Linked DNA regions of Homo sapiens: all the other regions are linked to region 1. The links are chromatin contacts, found by Hi-C or POLR2A ChIA-PET in ENCODE. All regions are on one chromosome and are shown on one strand. The core of a region is the stretch at or near the end of the contact, and the rest is flanking DNA. Distances in the headings are between cores, read along the strand shown.

The links. A loop is a pair of places that touch in the nucleus more often than their neighbours do. ChIA-PET counts read pairs that join two places held with the same protein, here RNA polymerase II (POLR2A). Pooled maps may share reads with other maps.
Region 2: a map of endothelial cell of umbilical vein shows a loop between it and region 1 (6-fold over the local background). The contact joins two enhancer-like sites. A Hi-C loop is called at or near these places in 4 of 168 maps with a recorded cell type or tissue (IMR-90, PC-9, aorta and 1 more) and 2 of 50 pooled maps. POLR2A ChIA-PET finds 5 or more read pairs at or near these places in 1 of 52 experiments (activated T-cell).
Region 3: a map of endothelial cell of umbilical vein shows a loop between it and region 1 (3-fold over the local background). The contact joins two enhancer-like sites. A Hi-C loop is called at or near these places in 2 of 168 maps with a recorded cell type or tissue (endothelial cell of umbilical vein and tibial artery) and 1 of 50 pooled maps. POLR2A ChIA-PET finds 5 or more read pairs at or near these places in 1 of 52 experiments (PC-9).

What each region holds. Positions count from the first base shown.
Region 1 is chr6:100,344,177-100,348,521 of GRCh38, forward strand. No RefSeq gene overlaps it. Among named protein-coding and RNA genes, the nearest start is that of SIM1-AS1, 47 kb to the right of the region's middle. Within about 2 kb of position 2,080, at least 2 of the 41 ENCODE cell types and tissues checked have a DNase peak (open chromatin) inside an H3K27ac peak, as active enhancers do; they include endothelial cell of umbilical vein, where a contact is called at or near this core.
Region 2 is chr6:100,295,654-100,299,998 of GRCh38, forward strand. No RefSeq gene overlaps it. Among named protein-coding and RNA genes, the nearest start is that of SIM1-AS1, 96 kb to the right of the region's middle. Within about 2 kb of position 1,723, at least 4 of the 41 ENCODE cell types and tissues checked have a DNase peak (open chromatin) inside an H3K27ac peak, as active enhancers do; they include endothelial cell of umbilical vein, where a contact is called at or near this core.
Region 3 is chr6:100,380,007-100,384,351 of GRCh38, forward strand. No RefSeq gene overlaps it. Among named protein-coding and RNA genes, the nearest start is that of SIM1-AS1, 11 kb to the right of the region's middle. Within about 2 kb of position 2,190, at least 2 of the 41 ENCODE cell types and tissues checked have a DNase peak (open chromatin) inside an H3K27ac peak, as active enhancers do; they include endothelial cell of umbilical vein, where a contact is called at or near this core.

The DNA of each region.
Region 1 (4,345 bases), core at 830-3,329:
CAGCTATTGGGATGAGCAATATGCTCATGTATTTACATTCAGATACTAGAGCTATTCAAACTATCCAACTACCTACAGAATAAGCTTTTCAAAACTTAAGCACAGTTTCCAAAAACATAGAAACAAATTTTCCAAAGTCCACTCTTTCCTTTTTTACAATTTTTGCTAAATCTTTTTGAACATGTATCTAATAATAATTCCTTAGATGTGTAGAGTAATAGTCAACCCTTTTCAAACCACATAAAATAACTGATTTGAGCCTTACAACAATTCTACAGGGCTAGAAAAGTGTGTGCTCTGACCCCATTTATATCTGAGGCATTTCTTTGCTCTTACAGAGGCATGAGCATGATAAGCAGAACATCATAGACTCCTCTGCAAATTATCGCAACACGCAGTGAAAGCTTACATTTGCCAGGCATGATTAACTCAGTGATTACATTGAAGAACACAGAGTGGTAATATGCATTGTAGAGGATGCTATAATATACATCTTTATTAACACATATTAATAATGTATTCATATCTATTTGTGATTAATATATTAGCTATAATATATAGTATAATCAATAATAAGTAGGTATATATTTCACAATACTTAAAGAGATTTGTAATTTACGATGCACTTTCACATCTGCTCTCCCATGGTACAGGCTGCCATGCTTGCTTTGTTCCCTGTGACCCTGCTACCTTAGCCAGCCCTGGTTATATTTGGAACCCCAGAGCCCATCAAATACTTTGGCAGGAGGAATAAATTCCCTCAGCTGTGTACCAAACTAGGTGACACCTCATCAACTGATGACGATCCCATGAGACATACAGTCAGAGGACTCACTGGTTAAAAATGAAGAGAGAGCAGATAGAAAAGGAAAAGGGAAAGGCTGAGCCGCAGAAATGTGCAACCAGTAGAGCTGCCATGTTATTCTGGAAGATGTTCCAGTCTTCACTGGAACTCCAAACCTTCGCCTGGCTCTCCAAACCTGAGGCAGCTTCTTGGCTTCCTTACTTTCTCATGGATCCTTAGAAACCCCCCACCATCTGAAGTCACAGAATTTGTTGTTCCTTGAAACTTGAAAAAGCCAACACACTGATTTTATGAAGTGAAATGTCATTAAACATTCTCTGGATTAATCGACAAAATCACATCTTTTTTCCCTTCTAAATGAGAAAGACAAAGGAAAAATAATAAAGATGGAATACTTTAGTATTAGGAGGAAATCATTTTATTTTCCTGAGCAGAATTATGTTTTCAATTATCACAGGGTTGAAAAATCTTCAGACTAGAAAAGAAAAAGTACTTTCAGTTTTCCCTCTTTCCCACCCTAATTAAATAAAATATATGTGCAAGGGACAGAGTAACACAATGTTTGCCATAAATGAACCAAGCACACGACGTCTATGCAATTTAATAGATTGTTCAGTTCCATTTAGGTCACATTAGACTTTCATTTAAAATGCATCACGTTTTATTTATTATTTACAATTATACCACTAAATGCTGCTAAATGTACCAAGTCTAGATGGTGCCTGTAGCATGCAAGGGTCTGGGCCCAAAAACCAGGGTCACATAGACCTGGAAAGTGAGGCTTAATATCCACTGGCTTACAGAGTGAATGTTACTTTTCCAACACTATCCACTCTCTGAAACTGTGTTAGGATGAGAGAGTTAACTCCATTTTGTGAAACCATGTTTCAGGTTAAAGTCACCTTTAACAGTTTGCTGCCCCAGCAGGGGAATAAATAAATATAAGTAAATAAGAAAGAGGCATCTTGCAGCTTAAAAAAAAAAAAAATTACACATTCCTCGTGTATGTTTTTCTTCATTTCTAATGAGTTGTATGTGTATTTGGAATGGGTGAAAAATGAATCAGGAAGCAATGGTTCTTGCTATAAAGGAAGAAAAACATCACTTCCTATTGTGCCAGTTTCTAACAGATAATTAATCTATATATGTTGTTGCCACTTAGTAGTCTGTCTGACCCCAGGACAGCAGGCAGAGTCAATATCTCTCTCTCTCTCTCTCTCTCACACACACACACACACACACCCCACACACCAAAACTCTCTCTCTGTGTCACATACACCTGCGTGTACTAAGGTCTTAAGTGTCATTAGTAACAAACACAGTCTCTGTTTAAAGATGATAACTCAGTTATTCCAAGATAGGAAGCTCTCTCTTACCCTCAACACCTGCATAAAAGTGCCAGGGTATTTAAAACAAGTTGCCTGGTATTTATTTCCAAATACCAACAGTATTACTGCTGCAGCTAGATAAATACCACATGACATGAGGGATAACAAACATTCTGCCATGGCCCTAGATAGATCTGAGTTTACAAAGATTAAGGCAGACAACACTGAGAAACTCAGGGCAAGCAAAGAAACTAAAGATATGACTTTCTCTCAACGGTGTTAAAAGCTATGGAAAATTTAAAAAATAAGCTTCATAGAAAGCTTTGTAAAAATAACCTGGAGAAAGTACAAATATAAATATCAGCATTAAATTAAAGATACCTGGAAGTGGGTGTTGACTCAGACAATGCAAAATTTTGAAACTAGGACTTGAGACCAGTCCTTAGAAGGATATTAAATTGGCAGCAACAGGAATGGGCACATCACTCACAAACTTTGAAAAGTTAAAAATACTCTCCTCAAGTAAAGTGATTTTTATTAAAGTTCAAAAAGCAGGACTTAAAGTTTCTCTTCTCACATTGTTCTCAAGGGTATTCTTCAGCTTTCACTTTCTTCTTGCCCAAAGGCAAAGATGACATAGCTGTGTCTTTACGAATTTTCATCCACTCTTATAAGAAAACTGAGACATACCAACACTTTCAAAACATTTAAAGATAGTTTTCTTTGAATCTGTGTGACCAGGAAATCCAAAATAATACATTGACTCAAAGTCTTGCAATGTTTTGATTCATATCCAAGATCTACACAAAGAACAGCTTTCATTCTTTGAACAAATATTTTCTGAATGTCTACCATATGCCAGGCTCAGCACTGGGCACTGGAAACTTAACAACGGTATAGGAGGCATCCACTAAGTATTTTTTGTCCTCATTTGAACCAAAATTAGGATGAAATGGGGCAAAAGATGTGAGTTAGTAACTCTTCATTAAAGACTATTTTTAGTATTGTTTTAACTTTTAAATAATTTTATTTTTTAATTGATGCATAATAGATGTACATATTTTGATGATACAAGTGACAATTTATACATTCATGTAATTTGTAAAAATCAAATCAGTATAACTGGGATATATATCACTTTAAATATTTGTCTGTTCTTTATGCTAGAAACATGCAAATTATTCTCTTCTACCTATTTTGAAATATACAATAGATTATTGTATGTAGTCATTAAACTGATCTCTCAAACTCTAGGCTTTATTTCTTCTATCTAATTGTATATTTGTACCTATTAATCAACTCTCTTCATTCCCCCTCCCCCACCTCCTGTTTTATCACTTCAAAATATGATCATAACTCAAACTGATATAGCAAAACTAACTTGACAAAGTAATCAAAAATAAGACCGATTAATATATAATTAGGAATTCAATGTGTACATGTAAATAAATACTTCTAAAACATTCAAAAACCATTTTTTCTCAACTAATTTACTCCTCCACAATTTTGTGCACACTATTAATTTTAAATTTTAATGTACTGAGATTTTAAGAAAATTTTTAACTCAGTTTTCTCCTAAATAATAAAAATTTCCACATATGAGAAACCAAATCCATAAGCTTTGGGGGGCTTCTATACGCTCTTTTGCATTCTGCTCTTCACACTCACATCCCATTTAGAGCCTTGCTCTTAGGTGTCGATTAATTCCAAAGCTGGCTGGGCACATGAAAGTGTGCAGACATTCAGTGCTCCCACTGGAAGGTTACCTCACAGCCCAAAAAATAAACATTTGCATTCTCACTTAGAGAAATAGAAGAGGATGAGAGAAGAGAGCAAATGAAAGTAACTTAAAAGGTGTTATAGCTTTTTAAATGTTCAATCATTTAATCACTACCTTAACAGAGATGTGTAAATTATACTTATTAATACTAAAGAAAAGACTGCCTTGGCTATAACATGATTTTGTTACATATTATAAATAAACTTTTGTCTGTTGGAATTGTTTTGTGCAAAAGTAAGTGAGCCACATGACAGCATTCGTGGTTTTAACAGAAACGTTTTCTGCTGGTGGAAGCTTCTGCTAGAATGTTACTCACACATAAACCACAAGTGCATTTTTTGTTACTAGGGAAAGTAGAACAGATATGGTGTTAGACTTTGCCTTCCTTTAAAGCCCAAAGAAAGAAAAGATTTCTACTGCCTTAACAGTTTG
Region 2 (4,345 bases), core at 473-2,972, 49 kb before region 1:
AGAACAGAAGCAGGAGTAGGGAAGATTTTCCCCATCTTTCCAGGATCACCAACATACAGAAGTAATAAAAAAAATGTATATAGCTTTTTCTTAGAGAAACATAAAACATTCAGCTCATGTGCTGTTTAAATTAAGAACAAGGAAATGAAAGATTTATTCAACAAGTAAAATAAATATTTTTAAAAGAATTATCAGGCACATTTTATGTCCAGTTTGGGGCAAAGAGTGAGAAGAAGAGTAGGAATGATAGTGAAGTAGAGTGAGGAAGAAGCTGTGTAAAGAGAAATGTGAAGTATAGATGCAGTAAGAAGGAAAAGGGAAAATGAGAGAGAAAAAAGGCAAAATAGTCACTAGGGGAGAGAGAGGGTAGAAGGTTTCCATAGATTGTGAAGTATAAATCACAAGCTTCAGCACACTAGGACCATAGATTCCAGGATGTTATTATTATCTATTTAATAATTCATTCGCTGGACACCCACCACATACCTCTTCTGACTTGGGGCCTCTTCTGACTTGGGGAATATGGTATAAAACAAAACAAAGCACCTCTTTTTTTTTTTTAACTTATAGGTGATAAACAAGAAAATATGTGTTAGACATATTCTATTAAGATAAAAACAAAGCAAGGGAATATTTAGTGACTGAAAACACTGTTTTAGATTATGTGGTCAGTATGGTCTGTGAGGAGATGAAATTTAAGCTGAGATGTAAATAGAGGGAAGAATCTGACTTTGTGACAATATGACAATCACTCCAGGCCAAAAAAACAGGTACAAAGTCCTCAAAGCAAGAAGGGGTTTACCAAGTTAGAGGAAAAGACCAAAGGTGAGTGCGGCTGAGGTATGAGGAAAAAAGAGGCATAATACAATGTAAAAGAGTGATTTTTAGGGCAGTGAAACTACTCTGCATGATACTACGATATTGGATACATGTTATCATAAATTTGTCCAAACCCACAGAATTTACAACACAAAAGTGAACCCTAATGTAAACTGTGGCTCTGGGTGATAATAATGCATTAGTGCAGGTTCATCATTCTGGTGAAGGATGTTGATAATGAGAAGGGTATGCATGTGTAGAGGCAGGGGCTATATAGGAAATCTCTGTATCTTACACTCAATGTTGCTGTGAGCCTAAAACTACTCTAAAAAATAGAATCTATTAATAGTAAATAAAGTCAGAGTGGTAGGCAAGAGCTAGATTATGAAACACTGTAAGGAGACTGCTAGTAGGCTATTGTAATAATCCAAGCTGGAGGTGATAGTGACTCAGACTGGTGTAATGGCTGTCAGAATAATGTGCTTTGGCAAAGAGTCAGTTAATTTACTAATGGGCTGCATGTTACAAATAAGAGAGAGAGAAGAATCAGAGTTGTTTAATGAAATTTGAGATTGAGGAGTAGGTGGCCGATGATGCCATGTACTGAGCTGAAGAAACACAGGGGATGTGGAGGTTTTCTGTTATTGGTTTCAGTTGCATGTAGTGTTGTGGGGCTGGAGAATCAGAAGATCTCTTTGGACATGTGAAGTCTATGGAGCCTATTAGACATCCAGGTGGTGTTGAGTAGGAAGCTGGATATACAGCTCTAGAGCTCTTACTAAAATTCTTAATTTTCGCAATTTCTTTCTCTACAGATTTTCTATACTCAGATACTTTAACATGAGGAAAGTAAACAGGAATAATGGTGAGAATGAATCTCTGCACTGTCACATCATTAATCAAAACAATACTAGCGGCAAGATCTAGATAAAATCAAACTCAGGATCAAAGCAAACACTGAGTCATGAGGTCCATTGTTTCAGCAGAAAGGAAGTACATTCTCTACATGGAAACTTGAGAGGTTAATACCCTAGAAATCTGTAAATACCAAACTGGTCAAGTAAAAGAAAATAGGAAAAGAGATTACCTTAATTTGGATAAATTAACTTGGTGGGAAATACTCTTATCAGAGATGAATGTTTTCTGCAAGGCTTAAGGATTTGGAACACTAATTAAAAGTTACAAAATATGTAGATTTCAAACATATTTGTTATTTTGCTTATGTTGATGTATAAAGCTGATGTCAGTTTCTAGTTAACTATTTTATTAATATAAAATATTATTCATAAGATATCTCACATCAATAGGACCTGATCTCTAAAAGGTCAATTGTGTGTGTGATTTATAGGCATAGCCTGAGCCCAGTGCTCAATGTCTAAGTTAAGATAGAATATTATTTGATTAGTCATATTGTTTTAGCAGTTGAAATAAAATATAAGGAAATATTAACATGACAATAGCAAGCCAAATAGATCTATTTTTATATCTATAGATGAAACACTGCTCCGTAAGATTATATTTGAAATAATTTGTCAATACTTATTAAAAAATTTCAAAGAATACCCCATGCCCCAACACTCCCTCTTCATCAAGAAGCTTCACAATTAGGAGGAATGGAATGTCTGGCAAACTTAATGCATTGTATTAAAGTCTATAAAAAACAAAAAAAAGGGACCGGGCATGGTGGCTCACGCTTGTAATCCCAGCACTTTGGGAGGCCAAGGCGGGCGGATCACGAGGTCAAGAGTTCGAAACCAGCTTGGCCAACACAGTGAAACACCGTCTCTACTAAAAATACAAAAATTAGCTGGGTGTGGTGGCGTGCACCTGTAATCCCAGCAACCTGGGAGACTGAGGCAGGAGAATCGCTTGAACCTGACAGGCAGAAGTTGCAGTGAGCCAAGATCCAAGATTGCATCACTGCGCTCCAGCCTGGGCAACAGAGCTAGACTCTGTCTCAAAACAAACAAACAAACAAAAACAAAAACAAACAAAAAACAAAAACGGGGCCGGGATTGGTGGCTCAGGCCTGTAATCCCAGTACTTTGGGAGGCCGAGGCTGGCGGATCACCTGAGGTTGGGAGCTTGGGACCAGACTGACCAACATGGAGAAACCCTGTCTCTACTAAAAATACAAAATTAGCCAAGTGTGGTGGTGCATGCCTGTAATCCCAGGTACTCAGGAGGCTAAGGCAGGAGAATTGCTTGAACCCAGGAGGCAGAGGTGGTGAGCGGCGATCGTACCATTGCACTCCAGCCTGGGCAACAACAGTGAAACTCCATCTCCAAAAAAAAAAAAAGCAGGCAATTTTTGGCCACCTACATGCATATAGTCAAAAATAATTACCTTAAATGCAGGGAGAAATTTGTTTCAAAGTATTTAAAATATGCTTAATTTTAAGAATTGAGATTAAAAATATGAATTCAAAATGAATTTTGTTGCCTTTAAATAAGCATTATACACTCATATGACTTTCTCACAAGTACAGAAATTGTGTGTGCGTGTGTGTGTGTGTGTTCATAATCCCTTGGAAATTTCTTTCATGTAAGAAACACATACACACACACAGTATTTCCAGAATTCCAGATTTTAAAAATGCAGTATTTCAGATTAAAACCCAGTCTTGAATCTTACGTGTGCATATTCTGGCAAATTTCCTGTATGTATTTTGTATGTACATATGTTTTTGAACATCTGTAATATATAAGACAGAAATGAATGAGGCTGGAAGCTGGTGTGCTGATAGGGAGAGTGTGCCTCTCACAGAGCCTTAGGCTGTACTTATTTCTCTTCTACAATGTTTTCACTTTCCTTTCCACATTAGGCCATATCGGTTAGGGTGTTAGCACTAACCTGCAACAATATATCTCATAGATAACAATACACCCAATCTTTGGACTCTTGGCTTCTCCAAGAAATAGATTATATTGGTATATTTTCCCAATGACTAAAGAAAATAAGGATTTATCTAGATACAGTTCATCACTGTTCAAACCCCTTGTATGAGAACTTTCTAGGTAGTCTTTAGGTTCTTTTCCAAGTATCTGTGACACCAACTACTTTTGAAGAGTGCTAAAATGTTACTTTGCTATTGTTTTACCTGGCAAAAAAATAAAGTTAAAAAATCATATTTGCCATTAATTTATCTTTACTTAACACTAGAAAATGAGCCAAAATGTAATTCATAATGAGAATTTCAGCTAAAGCAGAATGATGGTACTTAGCATAAGACTAAGGTGACAAAAATTTGGTATCATTTTCCTTATACAAGTAATTACTTGTTTCAATCATTGATTTATACAAGTAACTTACAAATATATTTCATTAAGAAGATATCAAATTATACCAAAGTATACTGAGTAAAAATCAATTTTGGATTTAAGGATGTTCAGAGCACATGCTATTATCTTCTCTGCCTACACCAAATCCATGTAAATAATAGCAAATATAAAAGGCATAAAAGTGGAATATGACTGAATGTCCTATTGAATGAATGAAAGGACACATAGCAACACCGAAAAAACA
Region 3 (4,345 bases), core at 940-3,439, 36 kb after region 1:
CCTGGGACTAGCCGAATGTCAATCAGTACGTGGAGGCACTTGATAAATGTCAGTTAAGCACTGACCGAAGGATGAATGAAGGGGAAGTGCATTCTTGGAGACCCCTAACACTAATAGCTAACATCTGTTGAGCACTTGCTGTATACTGAGGGTGCCACAAGCATTGCTTCCTTGAATGCTCACAAGGGTTTTTTGAGATATGAATCTTCTGCATCCCCATTTTACCAAGGAAAGAACCAAGCCAGAGTGTTCAAAGTTGCATCACTAGTAAGTAGCAGGGCTGAGATTCAAATCTAGGTTTGATTTAGCATGTAAGCACATGCACACAGGCTACACTGCCAGCCTCTGAGAGACAAATGATGTGATATAGGACAACGAGTACACCTGTGTGTTGGGTGTAGACTAATTATGTAGGAGAGTAGTGGAAGATGATTTTGAAAATGGCAGTAGAGCCACGTGCAATGGCTCACACTTGTGATCCTAGCACTTTGGGAGGCCGAGGTGGGCAGATTGCTTGAGCTCAGGAGTTTGAGACCAGCCTGGGCAACATGGCAAAACCCTGTCTCTACAAAAAATAGAAAAATTGGCCATGTGTGGTGGCACAGGCCTTGACCCCAGAAGGTCAAGGCTGCAGTGGGCCATGATCACACCACTGCACTCTAGCCTGGGTGACAGAATGAGACCTTGTCTCAGAAAAAGAAAGAAAGAAAATGGCAGTGGAAACTAGATTGGAGGAAATCTTAAATAGCAAGAAAAGGGGTCAGGATGCTATATGAAAGACAATGAAGAGCTGATGATGACTTGTGCATAAGGGAACCACAAGATAAAAGGGGAAAATTGTACCTTAAAGTTTGGGAGTGTGTGTAAAATAGAAAGTAAGTAGTGTATCATGTCATCTAAATACATAAATAAATAAACTTTTTTGTTGGTAATAGGAAGAGAGAGGATAGTATCCAAATGGCTATCCTTATTTTTGTTCTTCTTCTTGCTTTTTTTAAATTGAGAGACTGAAGCATATCTAGCAGAAACAAAGGAGTCAGTAAATAGAGAAAAGAAGGGAACAATTAGCAGTGTCACTAAATCAGTATTACAGGAAAAGGAGTTACTCTTGGAAAGGAAAATCACTTGTTTCATGAAATAAGCAGGCAGAAAAGAAGGGCGAAGATACAGACGCATTTTGAAGTGTTAGGAAGAGATACTGAAACATTTCAGGAAGACAGGACTATAAAGCATTCTGTCTTCCCCTAAGAGTCGGATTTAGGATGCTCTTGGAATGGAAAACAGCTGCTGTGAGGATTGAGCAAGAGTAAGCGAGCAGCTATGAGGCCTGTGGCCTGAAGACTGGGCCCATCTGGGAGTGTGTGCATGTGTGTGTATGCATGTATGTAGTATGCATTAAAAGAACACTGGCGTACCTAAATATCCTGGGAAGAAGCTGAGAGGGGTCAAAAATGAGAGAAGGGGGAGAAGTGTGAATAGACAAAGAGAGCTGTGGAAGCGTCAAAGATAGAAAGTCCAAAGGGAGGCATGAGGACCTTGAAACAGAAGGAAACAAATTCATGCCTGATCATAGCCTCCTTTCAAAAAGTGCCACATATTGGATGACAATAAGTTATTGTTAAGTTTGGTAGGTATGAAGTGGCATAATGGTTATATATGTATTTTTAAGTCCTTATCATTTAGAGATGGTCCCTGAAGTAAAATGACATGATGTCTGCAGGGTAAGGGGAGCTTGGGAAAAAAGTAAAAATTTGGAGCAATGAAATATGACATATCTCTAATGAAGGAAACCTGGCCATAAACCAACTAAAGTGGGCATGAAAGAGTGGCAGAATTGTTAAGCCATTTTATTTCCATTACATGAAGGAACAGCAGTGTCATGAAATAAAAATAAATTTCAAAAACAAGATATTCTGTGTCATTCATTACAAGGCATCTCTTATATATATATTAATTTTATGTAAGGAAACTAGCAAGGTCAATTAGATAACAGACATGGGTATATTTAAACAAGGAACCTGTGAGCCTGGAAGGCATATTTAAGCAGTGTAAAAGCCAGCCCGATCATCTCTTTTACTCCCCACACTGAAAAAACTTTTCTTAGCTATCGACAATGCTTAATTATGTAACAGAATTGCAAATGTGAATTAAAAACATGCCTGTGACCTTTTAAATTAAAAAATAGTTTTAGCATGCTACCATGGACAAGCCCTGTCTAGCCTAACTAATGGGGCATGTGACTCACACAAGGGCTGAAATTGGAAATTAGAAATGTAGAAATGCACTGAATAATGAGCCTCAATTATTGCCTGGATGATTTCTTCTTACGTTAGAACCCAATTACCCATTTCCAAGTGAACCCTAGAGACTTCATCCACAAAGGGCTCCTCAGGTTCAGGTGTTTTTTGTTTGGTTGGTTTGGGTTTTTGATGTTGATATATATATATAAACAAAGTTCTCAGAAAAGCCTCATCAGAAACTGAGAATTATTTCCTTATGGCTTGGAAGATACTGCCAAGATTCCCTTTAAGATCTAGTTAGATGGCACTCAACTAAGATTCCCATATGGAATTATTCCCCACACAGGAGCCTGACCTGCGGGAAGCTGAATAAAGCAGAGATTATTTACAAATTCCCAAAGCTGGGGTGTTTTACATTTCTCCCACCCTGGATCTAATTCCACCAGTAAATACAGCACATATTAAGTTATAAAGTATAATTATTAAAAGGCCAAGAAGTATTACAGAGAACTGACCCTCCTGACACTATAAGGCAGAGAGGCCAGTGGCGGTGGATGGCTGGGTGGGCCTGAGAGGCTGCCTCAGTTCCTGATACCCATGGGTTACATAATTACCAACGCAGCCAGAGACAGACTGATTCCAGCAGGTGCGCATCATTGCTTAAAGACATCCTACAGGAATCATCTGCATTTAGAAGGGCAGCCTTCCGGTCAGATAACTTACAACAAGTTCCCCCTCAAATAAGGAAAATACATAATGTGGTAGTTGAAATAGCAAAACCAGGCCTTTAAATAATGCAGTCATTGCTGACACATATTGACTCTTGCTTGAGTGAGTTTTGGTTGGTTTTTATCCAAAGAGGAAGGAAAATTTTCCATGAAACAAAACAAAGCATTTAATGACTGTGATGAAAAAGTAAAACGTTTGTTTTGGCTCATGTCCTGAAAATGTTAGGTAAAACATGTATACAGTTGATAATTACTAGTGAAGCCATTTGCATTTTGTTAATTGAGAAAGCCTCAAAAAAAGTCAAATATTATGGGGAAACTTTTAGGATAACTTTCCTGTGAGCTTATTGTGCCCTAAACTTTTCTTGGTATCATGGTCATATAAAAGAAACATCAGAACCCTCATTCAGCAGGAAAGAAAAATGTATGTAAGGAGACATATCTATATATATGAAAGAAACAGCCTATATAAAGAAAGCAGAATGAAGTTAGGTAAAAGAAAACTTTATCTAACTTCATTCTGCTTTCTTTATATACATGCACACACACATATGCATATATACATACATACATATATATATGTATGTATATATGCATATATATACATGCATACATATATACATACATATATATATATGAAACATGTATTTTGTTAATTGAGAAAGGATGGCTGGGTGGGCCTGGAAGGCTGCCTCAGTTCCTAATACCCGTGGATTGAATGATTACCATGGCAACCAGAGACAGACTGATCCCAGCAGGCTGATTTATTATATGAAATATTATATTATATTACATATATAAAGAAAGCAGAATGAAGTTAGGTAAAGTTTTAGAGTAAATCGTCCTGAGTTCAAATTTCATCTCACCACTTACTAGCTTTGTGACTAAGTTACTCAAGTGAGACTTTGAGTCTTAGTTCCCTCATTAATCAAATGGAGCATATTGGTATCTTCCTCTGTGATGGTCTTTATTCAGACTTCTATGATGATCTGAGCTTGATTCAGTGCCTAGCACATGATAGTTCAATAAATGCTTGTTATTTTTATGATTATCTAAAGAATTTACACTTTCAAAGCACATAGAGAAAATCAAAGACCCCTTGTATGTACTTTCTTATTACACCCTGCAATGACAAAGATTCTTGGCGCCTATCCCATTTGGGACACATAATAGGTATTCAATAAAAGTTGTGGATTAAATTGGAAGTGCAGTTATTTTGGAGAATGAAATAGGTGAAAACAATTATATTTGCAGAAGCAAAAGCCCTAAAACAAGTATTTCAAAGAATCATATTGGAAAATATCTGATAAATGCTGTAACAATGATATATTGATATTTTGTTCAGCTTCATAAAAAATACAAACTATATTTCCATTG